Regions from separate parts of the Mus musculus genome. Here region 1 is linked to region 2. A link is a contact called in ENCODE Hi-C data. All regions are on one chromosome and are shown on one strand. Each heading gives the region's core, a stretch centred on a gene start or an enhancer-like site at or near the end of the contact. The rest is flanking DNA. Distances are from core to core; before and after follow the strand shown. Region 1 overlaps Iffo2 (intermediate filament family orphan 2). Region 2 overlaps St3gal3 (ST3 beta-galactoside alpha-2,3-sialyltransferase 3).

The links. A loop is a pair of places that touch in the nucleus more often than their neighbours do.
Region 1: a loop to region 2 is called in a map of T-helper 1 cell, with 10 times the contacts of the local background. The contact joins two enhancer-like sites. A Hi-C loop is called at or near these places in 2 of 37 maps with a recorded cell type or tissue (T-helper 1 cell and T-helper 17 cell).

Annotation. Positions count from the first base shown.
Region 1 is chr4:139,575,498-139,581,148 of GRCm38, reverse strand. Iffo2 (intermediate filament family orphan 2) reads right to left here. Exons shown (of 9, transcript NM_001205173.1): 1 at 5,552-5,651. Among named protein-coding and RNA genes, the nearest start is that of Iffo2, 3.6 kb to the right of the region's middle. Within about 2 kb of position 1,433, at least 1 of the 3 ENCODE cell types and tissues checked has a DNase peak (open chromatin) inside an H3K27ac peak, as active enhancers do.
Region 2 is chr4:118,107,168-118,112,806 of GRCm38, reverse strand. St3gal3 (ST3 beta-galactoside alpha-2,3-sialyltransferase 3) reads left to right here. Exons shown (of 12, transcript NM_009176.5): 2 at 5,114-5,258. The coding sequence starts at 5,144. Among named protein-coding and RNA genes, the nearest start is that of St3gal3, 25 kb to the left of the region's middle. Within about 2 kb of position 3,851, at least 1 of the 3 ENCODE cell types and tissues checked has a DNase peak (open chromatin) inside an H3K27ac peak, as active enhancers do.

The DNA.
Region 1 (5,651 bases), core at 184-2,683, about 21 Mb before region 2:
AGCCTCGCCTGCATTCCTCCGGGAAGGAAGGAATCTTCAGAGTCAGCTGTCCCCTGGTTTCCCTTCTTTTCTGGGACCTCTCTCCCTCCCTCCCCTCCCTCTGGCTCTGAGAGGCCTTCCCAAATCTGTCCCCCAGGGAGATGCCTAGCTGGCCAAGAGACTTAGTAACCCCGTTCTCCAGTGAACTGAGGTCCTAGAAGGAGGGGATATGGGTGTGGATTCCTTTAAGACAAAGGGCTGGTGTGGGAATCGAGAGTTCCGGAGGCACAAATCACTCCTAGAATGGCCGAACTGCCCTTCAGCAGGACAAAGGGGAGGCCAGGCTTCCCTCCACCCCCAGCACCGGCTCTGGCGCCTTCCATGGGACACAGACAGAGGCAATGTGTCCTGAAATGGATTTGTTGGGCAGCCCAGGGCTGTGCCCAGAGGGCCCTATAAATTAAGGGAACAGACTCTGTGGGCTACAATAAAGAGCATCCTCAGACCTTCCCAGGCTGTGGGGCCTTCACTGAAGAACTAAACTATTCTTCCCCAGCATCCCTCTGTACAGAGGGCCAGGCCCAGAGAGGCCAAGAGATTTGCCCATGATCAGACAGAACGGCAGAGTCAGGATTCGAACACTTTCACATCATCTTAGGGTGCCTCACTGAGAAATGAAAACCCCTATTATTAAAGGACCCTATTATTGGGAGCTTCAGAAATGTAAAAAGTGCCAGAGGCCTGGGGACAATCTTCTGAGACAGTCTTTGGAGCTCGGAGCACTAAGCGGCCAGTACCCACTTGCTGGAGGGCCTCCCTGGGACATGCTGGGAAAGTCAGGGACACTCCAGCTGCCCACTTAACATCCCCTTTTGGAGCCCTCCATTTTAGCTAGGAGCCCAGCCCCTTCCGTCTCACAGTCAGAAATAGCTGTGACAGAAGTCCCTCCTGTCCTAGGAACGAGCTTTTTTAAAAGACTCTGAGCACAGCAGTAGAAGAAGGCCTTTGAGAAGGCCCCGCTGGAGGCAGATGTGGGCATCAGAGTTAGGATGAGTTAGAAGGGCTTCCCAAAGCCAGCTGTGGATGGCAGCTCCCCCCCCAACCCCCCGGGCCTCAGTTTCTCCACCTCTGACAGGAATGTACACAGCTGAATTGGTGATTTCTTTTATCAATAGCAAACCTGTTTCTATACAGACTATCCTTTAGAATCATGGAAGAAAGAGCCTGTGGTTGGCCTGGATCAAATATCTGGGGCTCAGCTTCCAACTGTCCCCAGACTCACCCATGAGGCACCATACTATGGGTTCAGGGGATCTGAAGGGCCCACCAAGATAAAAGACTACAAGGGTCCCTCAGATGTTCTGACAGCCCTCCATTGCCCCAAATACCAAGGACTAAGCCAGCCAGGAGCACATAAACTCTGCCTGTCTATCTGCAGCAAGGGTAGAAAGTCGGCCAGCCTGTAATCACAGGGCCTACAGGGCTCGGGGCTTTGAACCTCGGGACACTAGAAAGTTACCCTGCACGGCAGGCAGCTGGGCTGCCTGTGCCAGCAATTGTCACTTCCTGGAATGGTGGCAACAACTTCCCCACAACAGCCAGTGGGACCTGCATAAAACTTTTGCTTGACGACCATAAAGTGACCCACCCTCCTTCTCCAATAAATGAACACGTCATGGTATAGACTCTGGCCATCCAAAGTGGAGATGCCCAGAACCTATAGAAAGCACAATAAACACAAAGCCATCTGAAAAGGCAAAAAGATCAGCCATGACACACACCCTGGGATCCCCCAAGGGAGTCCAGGTCCCTCGGAGACTAATTCAGAAAAGGCAGGTATTTAAAGTTCAGATATTTTGTCAGGATTCTCCCGGGGGAAAGCCCCCCGACTTGCAAACTCAGAACAAGAGATCTTGGTGGACTGGGTGGTGACAGTCAGCAGTGTTTGTTTTGGTTTCCAGATCAACGCTTCACAACTTTGCCCTCCATACAGCCTCGGTGACCACACTTCCCACGCGGTAAAGAGCAGGTTGGGCCAAAGAGAAACCAAAGAAGCGGTGAGCAGAGTCAGGGCGGGGGCACGCTGGGGCCAGAAGCTCTGCTCTGGGTGGTGTGTGCACTTAAAACTTGGAACCAAGACTATGTAAGGTGAAGAAACAGACAAACCCATACCCATCTGTGTGTGTGACTTAGCAATCAGGAGGGATGTTCTACAAATACACACAAACACAACACATCACTAAAACACGGCCTGTGTAAAAGAAGTCAGGGACAGAAGACCTCGGATCATGGGATCCAGCTTTTGAGTCATTCAGAAAAATCAGATGGGCAGAGACACCGGCAGGGACTGCTCCAGAGGGGAGCTGTTTGCAAACAGGCAGGAAGGAGTTTGGGGGCGTGGGGGGTGTTCTAAAAGCAGACCCTGGAGATGGGTACATGGCTCTACATTTTCTAAAAATCACTGCTATACTTAAAACTCGGTGGCTTTAAGATGGACCGATTCTACCTCAGCGAAACCGGAAAACTACAGGTGCAACGTGGCTAGGAACAAGTCATGAGACGGAACCACAGACACCTGCAGCCTCTAGACCTAGCTATACAGCCAGCTTACCACTTAGTGAAGCAAGCAGGAGCCTCTGGGGTCCTCTGGATAGATACAGCCCTGGAGCCCTTCCCTCTCCAGCCAGGACCTCTCCAGTGCTCAACGCAAGGCTCCACACTAGACACTCCAGGAAGCCACCATACCTTTGGTACTCTAGGGACCTGGCAGCTAAACACCTTGGTCTCATCTCTTAAACTGTGACCTCTTAGTAGTCAAAGAACCGGAGGTAGGCTAGCAGCTCAGATATAGTTACTTATTGCAACCCAATATCCCGTCTGCATGCTAGATAAGTAAGTGCTCTAACATGGGGTGTCACCTACTGACAAGCCTCCTCCGTAGCCCCTCTCACATCACGTAGCCCAGAGATTTTCCTTTTAACCTTTTTTTTTTTTTTTTTTTAAGTTTTCTTCCAGGAACAAAACTCGTAGGGGGAACTCCATACAGCGGCCAGTAAGAACAGAATGCCCTTCTGTATGTATTTATATTATGGACTCGAATACACAAATTAACTTGTTCTAGGTTCAGTGAATGCAACTGATGAGGCCATGAGCAGAAAATCAAGTGTCTTGTCACACTCGGGTGGGCGGGCAACTGAATAAGCAGCCTGCTCGGGCAGCACGCAATAGTTAGAAAGATCTAAATAACTTTAAAAGTCCCACAGTCTTTACATATTCTTAAATTTTCAATCTCTTTAAAATATCCATCTCTTTAACCAGAAGCCAACTATTTCAAAGTTAGCATGCTGCTGGGGTCAGGTACATCGACAGACATCAATGTATAAAAGCAAGAACACTTTCACGACTGGACTAGCATTCTGATTGATGTATTGGGTTTTTTATTACATTTATGTATGTGTGTGCATGTGTGTTGTGTGTGCATTCATGCCACAAACAAATGTGTGGAGGTCAGAGAATGAGTTGTAGGAGCAGACTCTCCCCGTCTACCGTGTGGGTCCGGGGAATAGAACTGTGGTCCTTAGGCTTGGCGGCAAGCACCTTTACCTGCTGAGCCATCTTGCAGGCCCTCGTTGTATTTTGTATTAATTACCCAAGGAGCTTTTTCTAAAGTATCATCAAGAAAGCCTGGGGCTTCAAGGAACACAGCTGCTGTCCAAACCACCTTGCTTTACAGGTGGGGAAACCGAGGCCCGAGCAATGCAGAATGCTGGCTTTGGAAAAATCCAAAGCTTTGAAGAAACTTCAGAGAAGGAAGGAAGGTGTCCAGGAACCTCCCAGAAAGGCGGGAAAGAGAGATGCCCGCACCCCACCTGTCTCAGCAGGGCCGGCTCATTCCAGGACAGTGCCAGAAGCTGACATCACAACCCACACCCTGGGTGCAACCTGAACGGCTCATTGCTCAATGACAATCCATCCCTCTCAAAGCCCAGGCTCAGACTTTCTATCACCTTAGTAGCCAGGGCCAAAAAGCACACACACAATTAAACAAACGCGGCGCAAGCCTGGGTCATGACTACACAGTCAAGGTGGCAGATAGGAGGGCCAGCCCAACCCTCCTCCTCCTTGAGTTTCACCATCCAAAGCAAGTGTCTCTTTCCCTAGTCCGCCCTGACGGGGATGACCACCAAGGGCAGAGGGTGGCCTCCCTAGGAATGGCACGGGACATTCCCAAAGCCAGGGGAAAAAAAATAAAATAAAAGCATTCCCCCAGCAATCCAGGCCCTGCAGGAGCGCTGGGGGCTCCAGGCATCGCTACTCCCTGCTTTCACAGGTAAGAACGTCTACTTGATGACGTCCAACACGGGCTTCATCCCACTCTCCCTGGAGCACTGGCTGCTGCTTCTTACAGTCCAGATTTCCCTGAGGAGCAAAAAGGTTTCCAAGTGGCTAACAATCTCCCCTGCCGGTGATGGGAGCTAGCACCTGACTTCTTCCCGGGGCAGTGGTCTTCAGTAGAGGGTAAGAGCGAAGGCCCAGGCACAGCTTCCAGGGAGAGTTTAGGATTGAAAGGAATGGCCCCACTCCCTCATAAGTAAAGACAACAAAACCAGAATTACACTCAGCTGAGATTGGAGCCTGAGCCTAGAGGGGCCCCTCCCCCACACAGACCTGAGACCTACGCACAGACCCTTCCCCTCCTCGAGTCAGAAAGCTGAGTAGACACTACTGTCAAGCAGGCTGCGGGCAGAAAGCATGTCAGTATTGCAGCCAGGAAATCTGAACTGCAAGGAATACACTGGCCATCTTGCAGGCAGTCGGCTCCTGACCTCCAGCGGGACCCCATGATCTGGGTCCACTCATTATTCTAACCCGTGAGTATCTCTTCCCTGGGGGGGGGGGTGATTCCTTAGGCTGAATTCATGGGACCTAGCCAATAAACCATGAGATTTGGGAGAGTATGAAGAAGATGATGAATTTCTGAAAGGCCAGTGTCTGGTTTTGATTCTGCAAGCCAGAGATCTTGGCCTTAAAGACCTGGAACAAGATAGGCGACCCCGGGGCCCTAGGGACAGAGCCATCCATCTTCACACGTGAGCTCATTAAATTCAAGGACAAAAAAAAAATGACAATGAGCTAGTTGAGACTGTTTTCTTTACACCTGCTATGGGAAAGGGAATCTACCACCAACATCTCGGGGAATACCTAGGCTAGGAGACACACCAGCCATGACTTCCATCAAAGGATCAAGTCTTGACTTTCACCGCGGATTAGCCAAGCTGCCTTGAGCAAGACACTTGGTACCTCTTCACCTCAGTTTCCTCATCTGCAGTATGGGGACAAGGCTGCCTCACACCGCACTGTCATGTGGACAGAATGAGATCACCACAAATCCGCTGGTTATTACGTCCCTGGGAAACAATGTGCCTGGCCCCAGGGGTCGGCGCCCAGGTATCCCGCGCTCCCTGCGCTCGTTCGCGGATTTAGATGACCTAGTCCTCCCGCAGTTCGCAGCCCATATGCCAGGCCCTGCTGCCGGTTCTGAGAGCGGCGGAGGAGGGGCGCGTCCACTCACCTCCGTTTGTACTCGTCACGCTCGCGCTTCACCTTGGCCAGCACGTTGTAGAGAGCGCGGATCTCTGGCGTGATGGTGTCGATCTGCACGCCTACGCCGT
Region 2 (5,639 bases), core at 2,602-5,101:
TTAAACCCTACCCACACAGCTTACAGAATCCTGCCATCACACCTCCTCCGGGATCCCTTCTGCGTGTGCAGCCTGCTTCCTGTCAAGGCCAAGCAGACACGCTGCAGAGAGGCCAAGCTCTGTGGCTTCCTTGCTGTCTTTGTCAGGGTGAACTTAGTTTGCTGTGGACAAACACCACGACCGAGGGAACTCTTGTAAGGACAATGTTTCATTGGGGCTGGCTCGCAGGCTCAGAGGTTTAGTCCATTATCATCAAGGCAGGAACATGGCAGTGTACTGGCAGGCATGGTGTAGGAAGAGCTGAGAGTTCTACATCTTCATCTGAAGCCAAACAGAAGTCTGTTTTCAGGCAGCTAGGGTAGGGGTTTAAAGCCCACCCACACCCTCAGTGACACACCCACTCCAACGAGGCCACACCTCCTAATAGTGCTACTCCCTGGGCCAAGCACTTACAAATCATCACACTTGCTAATTGGGTATTTGAACTGTTGTTAATTTTATCTTTAAAATCTGTGTTGCTAATGGGCATTCCTATACAGGACTGGTTTAAAATAGTGTTTATATGCGTACATGGCGTGGCACACACATGGAGGTCAGAGGACGACTTGCAAAAGTCTGGTTCTTCTACCATGTAGATCTCTGGATTGAACTTGGGTCATCAGGCTTAGCAGTAAGCCCCCTACCCACTGAGCCCTGCATAGGACTCCTCACTATTTGCTGCAGAGCTGAGTTAAGGTGTAGGAGCATTGAAAATCTCAATTACGGAGGCAATACTGTGACTCATAACAGTTGTAATTCTGAAGAGTATACAGGGGAAAACAGATGCCTCCCAAGGATGCACCACCCCATGCTGTTTCCTAGGAGCAGCCAGCATAACAATTGTGGAGCCACTCAGGCCTTTATATGTATATGTTTAGATTGAATAAACATGCGTATGTGTGCATAGATAAACTCGTCGTGCCTGTATGTCTATGCATCCGTCTGGGGGGCTCAATTTCAGAGCCCACTGTCCCACCATGCCTCTTTTGTAGCATGTCAGTATTCCTGCCTCTTAATAATTACAGACTGACGTTAGTTCTGATATGAGATATCAGCGATATTTGTGGCACATATATTTGGTCTTCACCTCTGTCTCCTGACACTATAACTCCTAACGTCTTTAGAGTATGTGATGTCTTGGTGTGTGTTAATGGCTTGATTGACAGCTTGCTGCTGCTGTGTGGCTGCAGGATGGGGATTGGTTAGCTTAGTTACTTAGTTTCTGTTGCTGTGATAAAAATACCATGACCAAGGCAACTTATAAAAGAAAGCCTTTGATGGGTGGTTTACAGTTTCCAAGGGTTAGGCCATCTTGTCAGGAAGCCTATCAGGCGACAGGCACGTCTCTGAAGCAGTGACTGAGAGCTTACACCTTGAGTCACAAGGTGGAGATGGACACTGGGAATGACTTTAGTCTTTTGAAACTATAAAGCTCACTCCCAGTGATACACTGCCTTTAATAAGGCCACACTTCCTAATCCTTCCCAAACAGTTCCACCAGCTGTGAACCACATATTCAAACACAGGAGTCTTTGGGGACCATTCTTACTCAAACCACACTTTTCCAGAGGGGACTGAGGTCAGAGTGAAGGGTTGGGACCTTTAGTCTCACTCCCCAGCCTTTTCAGGGAGAGTAAGCTGATACAGTGGCCATTGTATAATGATTTCCATGTAACAATGTTTCCACAAATCTCCAAAAGATGGAGTTAACAAGTGAAGATTCGAGGGTGCCAACTGCAGAGGCCATGGAAGCCCCTTGTCTCCTTTCCTCTGTGTTACCTGGCATGTCTCTTCTGCTGCTAAATGTAGTGTTTCTTTGGGATTTATGAGCTAGTCCGTCAAATTAGTGGAACCTAGGCAGGTGGTCTAGACAATCCTGATTGTCGGTCCTGGGTCAAAAGTACTGGGCAGTCTGGCTGGGGCTCGTGATTGGCATCTGGCGTGGGTCTGTGGGACTGAACTCTCAGCCTCTGGGATTGGATGCTGTCTGCTGTCTCCAGGTAGATGTTACCAGAGCAGAGTTGGTGGAGAGGACTCCACTGGCCCATCAGTAGCTGCAGGGTCATGAGGAGCATACTACATTCATTACTCTTGTTGGCTGTGTCCTCTGGTGAAAGCCTTGTCCATTTCTCTCTGAATTCATTTTTAAGCACTTTACACTTTGAATTCACTTTACAGATTGAGTTGCCATGATGAATGGAATACTTTACATCTTACATTTTCTTTTTGTAAATATTTTATTTTGGCTGGGCAGTGGCGGCGCAAACCTTTAATCCCAGCACTTGGGAGGCAGAGGCAGGTGGATTTCTGAGTTCGAGGCCAGTCTGGTCTACAGAGTGAGTTCCAGGACAGCCAGGGATACACAGAGAAACCCTGTCTCGAAAAAAACAAAAAACAAAAAACAAAAACAAACAAAAGAATAAATATTTTATTTTATTTCATGTGCATTGGTGTGAGGGTGTCAGAGGCTTTGGAACTGGAGTTACAGACAGTTGTGAGCTGCCGTGTGCGCGCGCGCGCGCATGCGTGCGTGCGTGCGTGCGTGCGTGTGTGTGTGTGTGTGTGTGTGTGTGTGTCTGTGCTGGGAATTGAACCCGAGTCCTTTGGAAGAGCAGGCAGTGTTCTTAACCACTGAGCTATCTCTTCAGTGTCTCATCTTACATTTTCTAATTGCATATTTTTGGAATGTTTTTAAAGAAGCTCTTAGCTTTTCTGTAAATTAATCTCATAATTACCTCCTTTATTGAATTTTCGGTGCGTTCTACTGTCTTCCGCAGTGAGACAGTAAGGGAATTCCCCCAGTTGTAAGGGAAAAGCTGTCCTAAGGGGGACATCCATCATCTGCAAATTGCAGCTTTTTATCACCTTGCTATTAATACATTTCTGTTACACTTATCTCCACACTGTGTATGTTAGGGTTGGACGGGCGTGCCGTAGTGCGTGTGCGGAAGGCAGAGGGACTGTGGAAGTCACGAGAGACTGTTCTCTCCTACCACATGGGTCCTGTGGAGTGGGCTCTGCTCTTCCGGCTCAGGGTAAAGCAAGCTCCTCTATCCTCTGAGCCATCCCACTGGCCCGTTATCGATATTTATACCTATACGTCTTTGTCATGTTATTTGGTTACTGGGTTAAGTGATTGGGAGTGGGGGCAGGGTCTGACCCAGGGAAGTCTTCTTGGACCATGGATACAAACAAGTTTGTATCAAAGAGTGTACAGAAGGTACTGTAGCAAAGTGGATGGAGAATGGGTTCCAGGCAGGCCCTGGGATGGGAAATGAGGTGGCGTTCAGAGGGTGCCTAGTGCACAGGGCACTGGTGAGACTGAGAGAAGCAGGGGCAGCCTGAAAAGTAGCAGGGGCTTACCCTATTGAGCAGAATTCAGAATGAACAAGAGATCTGTTAGCAGAAGATGCCTGCCTCCCTATTGCTGGAGCCAGTGAATATGTTACCTCACTTGGCAAAGGGTCTTTCTAGATATAATGAAGATTATGACCCTTTAAAGAAGGCAGTTAAGCCTGGATTATGTAGACAGGTCCAGGGTAGTCATAGGAGCCCTGAAAAGTGAAGGAATTTTTCCAGCTGAAAACAGAAGCAAGCTGCTACAGGACAAACTGGAGGGGGGTGGGGCATAGCCTGCAGGACTGATGGGGGCCATGGAGAAAGCTGGAGAAAAACTGCAGGAGCAAAGACTGGCCCTTCCTGCACGGAAGCAAGCCACAGGGAGGAGATTTGGGCAGCAGCTGGAGTGAGCATGGACTCAGGCTCTTCTCGGGAGTTTCTGGGCGGGGCGCAGCCTGTGACGCACCAAGGGCCTAGCAGGGCTACTCCGTAGTGGGGGTGCTGGCCTCTAGGACGCTGAGATAATAAATGTGTTTTACTGTAAACTGTTTAGTCTGCCCCTACTTGTTTTAGCAACAGAAGAAAATGAATCCAAACAGGTTTGAGTGTGGAAGTAACATTTCAGATCTTATGTTAGAAATGACTCTGAGCTGGCAATGGTGGCACGTGCTTGAAGCCTCAGCCAGCACCTGGGGGCTGAGACAGAAGGATTATAGCTTTGGGGCCAATCTGGGCTACACAGGCCACGATCTAGGTCAGCCTAGGTCTAAGTGTTAGAGACCCTGTCTTGAAAATTTGAAGCAGAACCAAATAATGGTGCTCTGTGCCAAATGGATGCAGAGAATAAAAACGGATTTGTCCGAACACAGTGCCAGTGTGACTAGGGCAGTGACGGTGGGATGGCATATAACGGAGGAGTTACTTGAGGGCTGGAGAGATGGTTAGTGGTTAACAGTGTTTACTGATAACTCAAGCTCTGGGGGATCTGAGGTCCTCTTCTGGACTCTGGAGACAGAGCACTTATATGTACACAAATCCCACCATCCATGCAAGTATAAGTTTATAAGGGCTAGAGAGCTGGCTTAGTGGTTACGAACATGTATTGCTTTTTCTGGAGGAGCCAGATTGAGTTCCCAGCACCTATGCTGGGCTGCTCACGACTGCCTGTGACTCCAGCCAGCAGAGGATCTGATACCCTGTTCTGGCTTCCCTGGCACCCGACTGCATGTGGTGAGCATGCAGGCATGTAGTACACCCATGAATAACCGCACGTAAATCTTTGAAAATCTTTCTTTTTTAAGAAATCAAAAGGCTAGAGAGTTGGCTTGACCATTAAGAACACTTGGTGATGTTGCAGAGGATCCAGGTTCCGTTCCCTGTATCCACATGGCAGCTCCCAACCATCTGTGCCTCCAGCTCCAGGGCATCTGATGCCCTCTTCTGGCCTCTGCTGGCATCAAGCACACACATGGTGCACACGCATACACACATACAGACAAAACACTCAATACACACGAAATCAAAATACATTTTTATAAAACTTATTTGAGAGCTTATAATTGCCAGAAATCTGCCGTCCACAGGAACAAGGAGAGGACATGTATGTCTAGAAACGCCCCCTGCGTGCCCTGCCGGGGCTCAGTGGTTGTCATGCATTTGGAACGGTCTTTAGAGTTTCTTCACTATGCGGAGGAAGACTGCTTAATATCTTACTGGCTTTCCTGTTTGTTTTTAGGTCATGTAGGAAATTGTGAGTCATGTGAAGATGGGACTCTTGGTATTTGTGCGCAATCTGCTGCTAGCCCTCTGCCTCTTCCTGGTCCTGGGATTTTTGTATTATTCTGCCTGGAAGCTACACTTACTCCAATGGGAAGACTCCAGTAAGTATGGTCACTGTAGTTCACCCCAAGCCTGTAGCTTTACCATGCAGCTGCAATCCCTGCGGGACGGAGGCATAGAAACTAAAACCGCCGCTCTAGTTGCTGGGGCCTGAGACCTTTGGTGCTTCCCTTCCCCCAACCCTTGAAATCTGCATGCTGTGGCAAATCTCCGCTTCCTTTCCGAGCCCCGCGAGCATGTGCCGCTCTTCACGTCAAACCTCGGACTGTGCCCGCATTTCTAGTTCCCGAAGGCTCGCGTCTTCTTTATTAGTAAGGTGTCCCGACCCTTACTTCTCACCTACTGCCTTGGGTTGGGTGTTGAAGCTGGTTGGTTTCTCTGCCCCCCAGAATTCCACCTTTACTTTTTCCTTGCACTTTCAG